Linked DNA regions of Homo sapiens: region 2 is linked to region 1. A link is an interaction called in ENCODE POLR2A ChIA-PET data of the cell type or tissue named here. Cell type or tissue: CD4-positive, alpha-beta T cell. All regions are shown on one strand.

The links. ChIA-PET counts read pairs that join two places held together with the same protein. Peaks named below come from ENCODE experiments on the same cell type or tissue, not always from the same donor. Only the 100,000 strongest peaks of a DNase experiment are listed, where the experiment ranks them.
Region 2: POLR2A ChIA-PET joins it to region 1 with 9 read pairs; 9 of 35 experiments call an interaction of 5 or more read pairs at or near these places.

What each region holds. Positions count from the first base shown.
Region 1 is chr1:154,463,035-154,468,034 of GRCh38, forward strand. IL6R (interleukin 6 receptor) reads left to right here. Exons shown (of 10, transcript NM_000565.4): 10 at 2,100-5,000. The coding sequence ends at 2,346. Among named protein-coding and RNA genes, the nearest start is that of TDRD10, 37 kb to the right of the region's middle. RefSeq lists an enhancer at 1,931-2,432. In CD4-positive, alpha-beta T cell, no CTCF peak of the experiment used is centred here; DNase peaks (open chromatin) are centred at 767, 2,017, 4,367, 4,867 and 2 weaker places; H3K27ac peaks cover 4,743 bases.
Region 2 is chr1:154,384,274-154,389,273 of GRCh38, forward strand. No RefSeq gene overlaps it. Among named protein-coding and RNA genes, the nearest start is that of IL6R, 19 kb to the right of the region's middle. RefSeq lists an enhancer at 2,471-2,680. In CD4-positive, alpha-beta T cell, no CTCF peak of the experiment used is centred here; DNase peaks (open chromatin) are centred at 1,448 and 2,538; H3K4me3 peaks cover 888 bases; H3K27ac peaks cover 3,182 bases.

The DNA.
Region 1 (5,000 bases):
CTCAAGTAATCCACCCACCTTGGCCTCCCAAAGTGCTGGGATTACAGGCATGAGCCACCACACCCGGCCTTATTTTGCTTTTATAAAAAACACTGTGTTGAACATCTTTGTGCATAAAGGGTTTTTTTTTTTTTATAGCTATGTTCTTTCTTTTCCCAGAAGTAGAATTCCTGGGTCAGAGAGTCTGAATTCTTTGAAATCCAGAGTGTAATGATTCTCTCCTCAGTCCTTTCTTACAGGAGAACTCCATTCAATGACTCAGCATAGCTCCAGTCAGCAGCCCTGCTGGGCTCTCTTCCTGTGTGGTGTCCACATGGTGAAGCCCTAAATAATATTCTGCAGATTGTTTATTTCATTTGGATACCAAGCTAAAAGCCAGTGGCAGATTTGGAGCCAACTATTAATTATTTATCATAACAAGGACAGGAATAACCTGTCGATATAAAAAGAAACCCAAGGAAAATCCCCAAATCTTGTTTTTGACATTGGTTTCCCCTCCTCTTTCCCAGCCCTTCCTGGAGTAACTGATCTTCCATGGAATTGAGGGAGGCCACCTTGTTCCCACTTTGGGGTTAGGAGGCATGTCAGTCACAAAGTGGGAAGCAAGAGGGAGGGGCTGAGGCTTGGGGCACTGGCCACCCTGGCACAGTTGAAGGGCCCCTTTAGGAAGGGGACGTGACTGTGCTTTTGAAGATCCATGTCACCATTTCATCTTTCTTTGAGCTGTCAAGTGACTTTTCTCAGTTACTGAGCCCTGGCTTTGGGCCCAGAGTGGAGCACTGTGAACCAAGCTGTGATCAGAAAGATGTCTATCTCCTTCCTGTGTAGCATTGACTTTCCTGTCAGATGAGTCAAATTGTGCCCAGTGGTGCCGACAGTTGAGTCTGTGGGAACTCACCAGCATGGTGGGAGTGGACCGAGAGGCGTAGGGAGAACTGGGGAGGTCAGCAACATTAGGAGCAAGAGGAACAGGAAGGCAGTTGAGGGAGCAGTGGGACCCTTTTCCTGCTATTACATGGCGGTTGCAAATTATCTGCCTCCTGCCAGCCTTACTTTGACCGAGAGGCCCATTTTCTTTCCCTACTAAAAGAATGCTTTCTTTTTTTATTTTCTTTCCTTTTCTTTTTTTTTATTTTTGAGACAGAGTTTCACTCTTGTTGCCCAGGCTGAAGTGCAATGGCACGATCTCAGCTCACTGCAACCTCTGCCTCCCGTGTTCAAGCGATTCTCCTGCCTCAGCCTCCCAAGTATCTGGGATTACAGGTGCCTGCCACTACGCCTGGCTAATTTTTGTATTTTTAGTAGAGACGGGGTTTCACCACGTTGGCCAGGCTGGTCTTGAACTCCTGACCTCAGGTGATCCGCCCGCCTCGGCCTCCCAATGTGTGGGGATTACAGGCGTGAGCCACTGCGCCCAGCCTATTTTTCTTTTTTTTAAGTAAATGGATTTGGGACTGATGATGTGTACCTAATGAACAGCCTCTGCAATGGGACAATTAAGGGACTGTTAAGTGACTTTTTGGTGCCTCAGTTTCTTCACTTGTAAATTGGACCAACAATACACATCTATTTCCTTGGGAGTGTTTTGGAAACTCACCAACTCTTCAGAGTATGGTGAACTCCCTGGTGATAAAAACAGTCGGGTCGGGTGTGCCGGCTCATACCTGTAATCCCAGCACTTTGGGAGGCCGAGGCGGGCGGATTGCTCGAGCCCAGGAATTCAAGACCAGCCTGAGCAACATGGCAAAACCCTGTCTCTATGAGAAATACAAAAATCAGTCGGATGTAGTGGCACACACCTGTAGCCCCAGCTACTCAGGAGGCTGAGGTGGAAGAATCACCTGAGCCCAAGGAGGTTGAGGCTGCTGTGAGCTGAGATCACGCCATAGCACTCCAGCCTGGGTAACAGAGCAAGATCCTGTCTCAAAACAAACAAATGAACAAAAAACAAAAAGACAGCTGATAGTTATTGCTCCTTTGAGCCGAAACCTGGGCGCGCCAGGCCACCAGGGCAGCCAGCTGTTGGTGTTTTCCACTGTGGGCTTGTCACAGGGGGAGCTAAAAATCTGTGTGGTTTGTCTTTGTGTGTTTGTGTGAAGGTTCAAGAAGACGTGGAAGCTGCGGGCTCTGAAGGAAGGCAAGACAAGCATGCATCCGCCGTACTCTTTGGGGCAGCTGGTCCCGGAGAGGCCTCGACCCACCCCAGTGCTTGTTCCTCTCATCTCCCCACCGGTGTCCCCCAGCAGCCTGGGGTCTGACAATACCTCGAGCCACAACCGACCAGATGCCAGGGACCCACGGAGCCCTTATGACATCAGCAATACAGACTACTTCTTCCCCAGATAGCTGGCTGGGTGGCACCAGCAGCCTGGACCCTGTGGATGATAAAACACAAACGGGCTCAGCAAAAGATGCTTCTCACTGCCATGCCAGCTTATCTCAGGGGTGTGCGGCCTTTGGCTTCACGGAAGAGCCTTGCGGAAGGTTCTACGCCAGGGGAAAATCAGCCTGCTCCAGCTGTTCAGCTGGTTGAGGTTTCAAACCTCCCTTTCCAAATGCCCAGCTTAAAGGGGCTAGAGTGAACTTGGGCCACTGTGAAGAGAACCATATCAAGACTCTTTGGACACTCACACGGACACTCAAAAGCTGGGCAGGTTGGTGGGGGCCTCGGTGTGGAGAAGCGGCTGGCAGCCCACCCCTCAACACCTCTGCACAAGCTGCACCCTCAGGCAGGTGGGATGGATTTCCAGCCAAAGCCTCCTCCAGCCGCCATGCTCCTGGCCCACTGCATCGTTTCATCTTCCAACTCAAACTCTTAAAACCCAAGTGCCTTAGCAAATTCTGTTTTTCTAGGCCTGGGGACGGCTTTTACTTAAACCGCCAAGGCTGGGGGAAGAAGCTCTCTCCTCCCTTTCTTCCCTACAGTTGAAAAACAGCTGAGGGTGAGTGGGTGAATAATACAGTATCTCAGGGCCTGGTCGTTTTCAACAGAATTATAATTAGTTCCTCATTAGCATTTTGCTAAATGTGAATGATGATCCTAGGCATTTGCTGAATACAGAGGCAACTGCATTGGCTTTGGGTTGCAGGACCTCAGGTGAGAAGCAGAGGAAGGAGAGGAGAGGGGCACAGGGTCTCTACCATCCCCTGTAGAGTGGGAGCTGAGTGGGGGATCACAGCCTCTGAAAACCAATGTTCTCTCTTCTCCACCTCCCACAAAGGAGAGCTAGCAGCAGGGAGGGCTTCTGCCATTTCTGAGATCAAAACGGTTTTACTGCAGCTTTGTTTGTTGTCAGCTGAACCTGGGTAACTAGGGAAGATAATATTAAGGAAGACAATGTGAAAAGAAAAATGAGCCTGGCAAGAATGTGTTTAAACTTGGTTTTTAAAAAACTGCTGACTGTTTTCTCTTGAGAGGGTGGAATATCCAATATTCGCTGTGTCAGCATAGAAGTAACTTACTTAGGTGTGGGGGAAGCACCATAACTTTGTTTAGCCCAAAACCAAGTCAAGTGAAAAAGGAGGAAGAGAAAAAATATTTTCCTGCCAGGCATGGTGGCCCACGCACTTCGGGAGGTCGAGGCAGGAGGATCACTTGAGTCCAGAAGTTTGAGATCAGCCTGGGCAATGTGATAAAACCCCATCTCTACAAAAAGCATAAAAATTAGCCAAGTGTGGTAGAGTGTGCCTGAAGTCCCAGATACTTGGGGGGCTGAGGTGGGAGGATCTCTTGAGCCTGGGAGGTCAAGGCTGCAGTGAGCCGAGATTGCACCACTGCACTCCAGCCTGGGTGACAGAGCAAGTGAGACCCTGTCTCAAAAAAAGAAAAAGAAAAAGAAAAAATATTTTCCCTATTAGAGAAGAGATTGTGGTTTCATTCTGTATTTTGTTTTTGTCTTAAAAAGTGGAAAAATAGCCTGCCTCTTCTCTACTCTAGGGAAAAACCAGCGTGTGACTACTCCCCCAGGTGGTTATGGAGAGGGTGTCCGGTCCCTGTCCCAGTGCCGAGAAGGAAGCCTCCCACGACTGCCCGGCAGGGTCCTAGAAATTCCCCACCCTGAAAGCCCTGAGCTTTCTGCTATCAAAGAGGTTTTAAAAAAATCCCATTTAAAAAAAATCCCTTACCTCGGTGCCTTCCTCTTTTTATTTAGTTCCTTGAGTTGATTCAGCTCTGCAAGAATTGAAGCAGGACTAAATGTCTAGTTGTAACACCATGATTAACCACTTCAGCTGACTTTTCTGTCCGAGCTTTGAAAATTCAGTGGTGTTAGTGGTTACCCAGTTAGCTCTCAAGTTATCAGGGTATTCCAGAGTGGGGATATGATTTAAATCAGCCGTGTAACCATGGACCCAATATTTACCAGACCACAAAACTTTTCTAATACTCTACCCTCTTAGAAAAACCACCACCATCACCAGACAGGTGCGAAAGGATGAAAGTGACCATGTTTTGTTTACGGTTTTCCAGGTTTAAGCTGTTACTGTCTTCAGTAAGCCGTGATTTTCATTGCTGGGCTTGTCTGTAGATTTTAGACCCTATTGCTGCTTGAGGCAACTCATCTTAGGTTGGCAAAAAGGCAGGATGGCCGGGCGCGGTGGCTCACGCCTGTAATCCTAGCACTTTGGGAGGCCAAGGTGGGAGGATTGCTTGAGCTCAGGAGTTTGAGACCAACCTGGGTAACATAGTGAGACACCATCTCTATTATGAACAATAACAGTTAAGAAAAAAAAAGGCAGGCAGGCGGTTATGGTGGTTCCCTCCCATCCCACCACATAAAGTTTCTGAGACTTGAGAACAGCAAAATGCTGTTAAAGGGAAATATTAAGAATGAGAATCTGCAGTAAGGGTGATTCTGTGCCCACAGTTCTTCAATTCTTTATACCGTTTTACCCACATGTGGTGTTACCAAAGCCGGGCAGAACCATGCTAGCGGAAGATGTGAAATCCAGATAGCTCATTATTGCCAAGAGCTAGGCAGCTTTGATCTCCAAATTGTTAT
Region 2 (5,000 bases), 79 kb before region 1:
GATGGGGTTTCACAATGTTGGCCAGGTTGGTCTCGAACTCCTGACCTCAGATGATCTGCCCGCCTCGGCCTCCCAAAGTGCTGGGATTACAGAAGTGAGCCACTGCACCTGGCCCTTTTTTAAGACAAAGTCTCCCTCTATCGCCCAGACTGGAGTGCAGTGGCACTGTGGCTCATGCCTGTAATTCCAGCACTTTTGGAGGCCGAGGTAGGCAGATCACTTGAGGTCAGGAGTTCAAGACCAGCCTGGGCAACATGGTGAAACTCCATCTCTACTAAAAATACAAAAATTAGCTGGGCATGGTGGTGCACGCCTGTAATCCCAGCTACTGGGGAGGCTGAGGCAGGAGAATCGCTTGAAACCGAGAGGCAGAGGTTGCAGCGAGCCGAGATCATGCCACTGCATTCCAGCCCAGGTGACAGAGACCCTGTCTCAAAACAAACAAACAAACAAACGAACCAACCAACCTCCAAATGACGATGCTTGAGCTTTAGCTCAGCTATCTCCAGTTGTCTTTGGGTAATGGGGGTGTCAAGTGGCAATGTTCCAAGTCTGGCTTATCTTGGGGGAACTAAATGGCTGTTATCATTCCCAGGCCTCACATCTACACTCTGCCTGATTCAGAGCAAGGGAGGGGGGTGTCTCCTGTGCCATCCACTGCTCTATCCTCAATCGAACCAAGCCCTTTGACCAGGGAAGTGCTGTGCCCTGTTTGTGCATGCTTGTAGGTACAGGGAAGAGACAGGTGGAGGGAGATCCCCTGACTAGCTTACATCAACCTGGCTCATCTCTGGAATTTGGGATGGAGTTAAACCCAACAACCCCTGGGCCTGCTCCAATGAAGACAGGGAGTGTTTATCAATGAGCAGTGACAATTACTACCTCTCCTGAGAGCAGATGAGTAGGTTTCAGGCATGGGGTTTCTCTAAGTCAGCAAAAAGCACCCGATCCCTAATGACAGAGGAGCAGTGTGTGTTAAATGTGTGTGTGCACATGTGTGAATAATTCAGGGCCCTCTAACCATGAGGCCCGGGACAAGAGCCACACTTGCCCACATGAAGTCAATGCTCTTGTCTGCAAGAACATTGTTTATTGTGGCTGGAGCCCAGATAACAAGGAGAAAGTGGCAAGAGATGAGGCAGGAGAGAAAAGCAGGGTGACTTCTGGAGAACCCTTTTCTCGGTGAAGGGATTTCAGCCTTATTCTGGGAATAAGCCAGAGCCCTGAGGGGTTTTAAGTGGAGGAGAGCCAGCCCCACCCCAACTCAGTGGCTTTAGGGGTCATTCTTCCCATGCTACCATTTCCCATGGTTCAAAGATTAACAATAGGGCTAACTTCCAATTTATTCAATTCTCAGGTTATTTATTCAATAATCTAGTGTTCTTCCTCTCTACTTCCTCCTCTTCAGTACCTTGTTGTGGGTGGAGCTCCAGGAAGAGGATGGGGCGTGGTGCCTAGAGGCGGAAGTGTGTATCTTGATTGTTTAACCTGGGAACCCTGAGGGCAGAGGGCGTAGGGGTTGGGAGAGGAAAGGAAGGCGCTAGGAAGACACTGGAAAGACCCCATAAGCGTAGCAGCTCCTAAACCACAGCTAAGCATGTCTGGAGGAGAAGCCTGAATCCGAAAGCAATGAGGAAATGATTAGTGGTTTCATAGTAGGTTGTCTGTAGCTGCAGACACACAGGCGTTTTTGTACACAGGTAAATACAGGCCTGTTCTGTTATTGACCACACGTTTGTATGAAGCTCCAAACTCATGTGTCCTCCTGTTCTCCTGTTTTTTTTTTTTTTTTTGAGACGGAGTTTCGCTCTTGTTGTCCAGGCTAGAGTGCAATGGCACGATCTCGGCTCACGGCAAACTCCACCTCCCAGGTTCAAGCGATTCTCCTGCCTCAGCCTCCTGAGTAGGTGGGATTACAGGCACGCGCCACCATGCCTGGGTAATTTTTGTATTTTTAGTAGAGACGAGGCTTCACTATGTTGACCAGGCTGGTCTCAAACTCCTGACCTTAGGTGATCCACCTACCTCAGCCTCCCAAAGTGCTGGAATTACAGGTGTGAGCAACTGTGCCTGGCCTCTCTGAAGTATTATTTGATATTTTTCTTTTGAAGTTTTCTTCTTCCTGTGTAGAAACTATTTCTGCAAATTGCTTTTCAGTCTGCTTTTTGCTCATTTGTTTTTATCTTCCATGTCTGAGGTTTTTTTCAGCTGTCTGGTGATCTTTGACTGATTATTTATAAGACAGGCAAATATCAGTTAAGTCCTTACAGTAAACATATGGTTTACTCAAGTTAGGATTATTTTAGGAGGATTTCTTTACAAAATGGCCATTTACAAAGACAGAGTATAGGAGAGCTATAACCTTTGGTTGAGAGACACAGGCAGCCTAAGAGAGGAACCCTCTAAGAGAAGAACCAGAGGAACAGATATCTTGATCTCACGCTCCTCCTCCCTCTGGTCTTCCGGGTTCTGCGTTGTCTAGACCAACTGCTAGTCAGAGGGTGTGGGGTATTGCTCATGTGGTCTCTTCCTGGAATACCCCCAGTGCAGAGGGCCAGGCAGCGTGGGTGGGGAGTAGCAAAGAGAAAGCTCTGACATGGGAACGAAGGCGCTGATTGGAAGCTCACATGGTGGGCATCTGGACGGGACTGTTTGCTGGGGGAGTCCCCACATGTCTGGATCTTTAGGTCTTTCGTCTGGGGCCAGTCAGGTTACCCAGAGAAGAATCTCCTTCTAGGAGGGAACAGGCCAGCCTGCCAGTGTTCTGGCCCCCGAAAGGAGGCAGAGGGCTGTGGGTCTTAGCCTGGGGCATTTGGCATACGCAGTCCCTTAGTTCCCGAGTTTACAAGCCATAGCCATGCTGTCAAATGTGCCTGGTATCACCCAGTTCAGAGACTCTCTGTTTTATCCTGTACAGAGAACAAGCTTGCAGATTTCTGTGGGAGGGAGGGAGGGGTAGTTACTCAGTAATGAAGGGTGCTTCTCAAACAGCTTTCAACCAGTCCTCCTTGTTTGCACACTCACACACTCAGAGACACACAAACTCAGTTCCAGAGGTACTTGGAGCTGCCAGTTCATGAGCGTTTTGAGGATTTTATGAATAGATGGGTTGCTTCTCAGTTTTCTCTGCTGGTCATTTAGGATTTGGCCTTTTTTGTTTTTTTTTTTTGTTTGTTTTTTTGGTTTTTTTTGAGACAATAGTCTCGCTCTGTCGCCCAGGCTGGAGTGCAGTGGCATGATCTTGGCTCACTACAACCTCCACCTCCCGGGTTCAAGAGATTTTCCTGCCTCAGCCTCCCGAGTAGCTGCAGCTAGAGGCATGCACCACCCCACCCAGCTAATTTTTGTATTTTTAGTAGCGAGGGAGTTTCACCATGTTGGCCAGGCTGGTCTTGAACTCCTGACTTCAAATGATTCACCGCCTCAGCCTCCTAGAGTGCTGGGATTATAGGCGTGAGCCACTGTGCCTGGCCAGGATTTGGGTATTTCAAGTTGGCTACATCAGTTGTCACCTAAACCCAGAGGGTTTTTTGGTTCCTGGGGTACATCTGGAATTTTCAAATCTTCTTTGGCTGAAACACAGTATATTTGAGAGAGGACTCAGAAGAAAGAGGAAGAAAAGGCATCATGGGGCCAGACTGGTAAGTGTTTGAGTAGATTGTACTTTTTTCTTTTTTTGAGACGGAGTTTTGCTCTTGTTGCCCAGGATGGAGTGCAATGGTGCAATCTTGGCTCACCGTAACCTCCGCCTCCCAGGTTCAAGCGATACTCCTGCCTCAGCCTCCTGAGTAGCTGGGATTACAGGTATGTGCCACCACGCCGGGCTAATTTTGTATTTTTAGTAGAGACGGGGTTTCACCATGTTGGTCAGGCTGGTCTTGAACTCCAGACCTCAGGTGATCTGCCCGCCTCGGCTTCCCAAAGTGCTGGGATTACAGGCGTGAGCCCCCGCACCTGGCTGAGTAGATTGTACTTAACTCTAGAGACCATGGGCTTAGGGGTGGGAAATAGCAACTGAGGTCTAGGTACATGGGTCCTTTGAGAAGTTTATTCTCTATTAGGTCCCAATTTTCTTTTTTCTTTTTTTTTTGAGACAGAGCCTCGCTCTGTCGCCCAGGCTGGAGTGCAGTGGCACAATCTTGGCCAAACCCGTCTGAGTCCCAATTTTTATTGCTTCCTATATGATGCCTCAATAGGGTGTGTGGAAACAGTAAACTATAAAGTGCTGTACTAATGTAATGCTTTATTTTTTGAATGCAGCCAGAATTTTCCTGTGTCTTTGCTCATACTGTTGCTTCTGCTTGGAGTTTTCTCTATCTTCTCCCTCACCTCTCCAATCCATCCATCTCTACTTATAGAAATGATATCTTTGGCCGGGTGTGGTGGCTCATGCCTGTAATCCCAGCACTTTGGGAGGCTGAGGCGGGTGGATCACAAGGTCAGGAGTTCAAGACCAGCCTGGCCAAGATGGTGAAACCCCGTCTCTACTTAAAATACAAAAACTTAGCTGGGCGTGGTGGCGCCTGTAATCCCAGCTACTTGGGAGGCTGAGGCAGAGAATTGCTTGAACCTGGGAGGATGGAGGTTGCCGTGAGCCGAGATCACGCCACTGGACTCCAGCCTGGGCGACAGAGTGAGACTCCATCTAAACAAACAAAAAAAAGAAATGATACCTTTAAGGCCCAGCTGAAGGTCAACTCTACTATGAGTCTGCTGCCCTCAAACTAAATGAGAACTTTCAAACTTTAATGATGGCCATTTTTTTCTCACCTCCATTCCTGCCCACCTGTATTAGTAAAGGTTCTCCAGAGAAATAGAATATATATTTATCTTCTATATATACGTATGAATATACAGAATATATATCTTCTGTATATATAGAATATACATCTTATATATAAATACATATCTATATGTTATAGATACATATCTTCTGTATATATAGAATATATATCTTCTCTCTATATACTATATAAAACATATTATATTAATAGGTAATA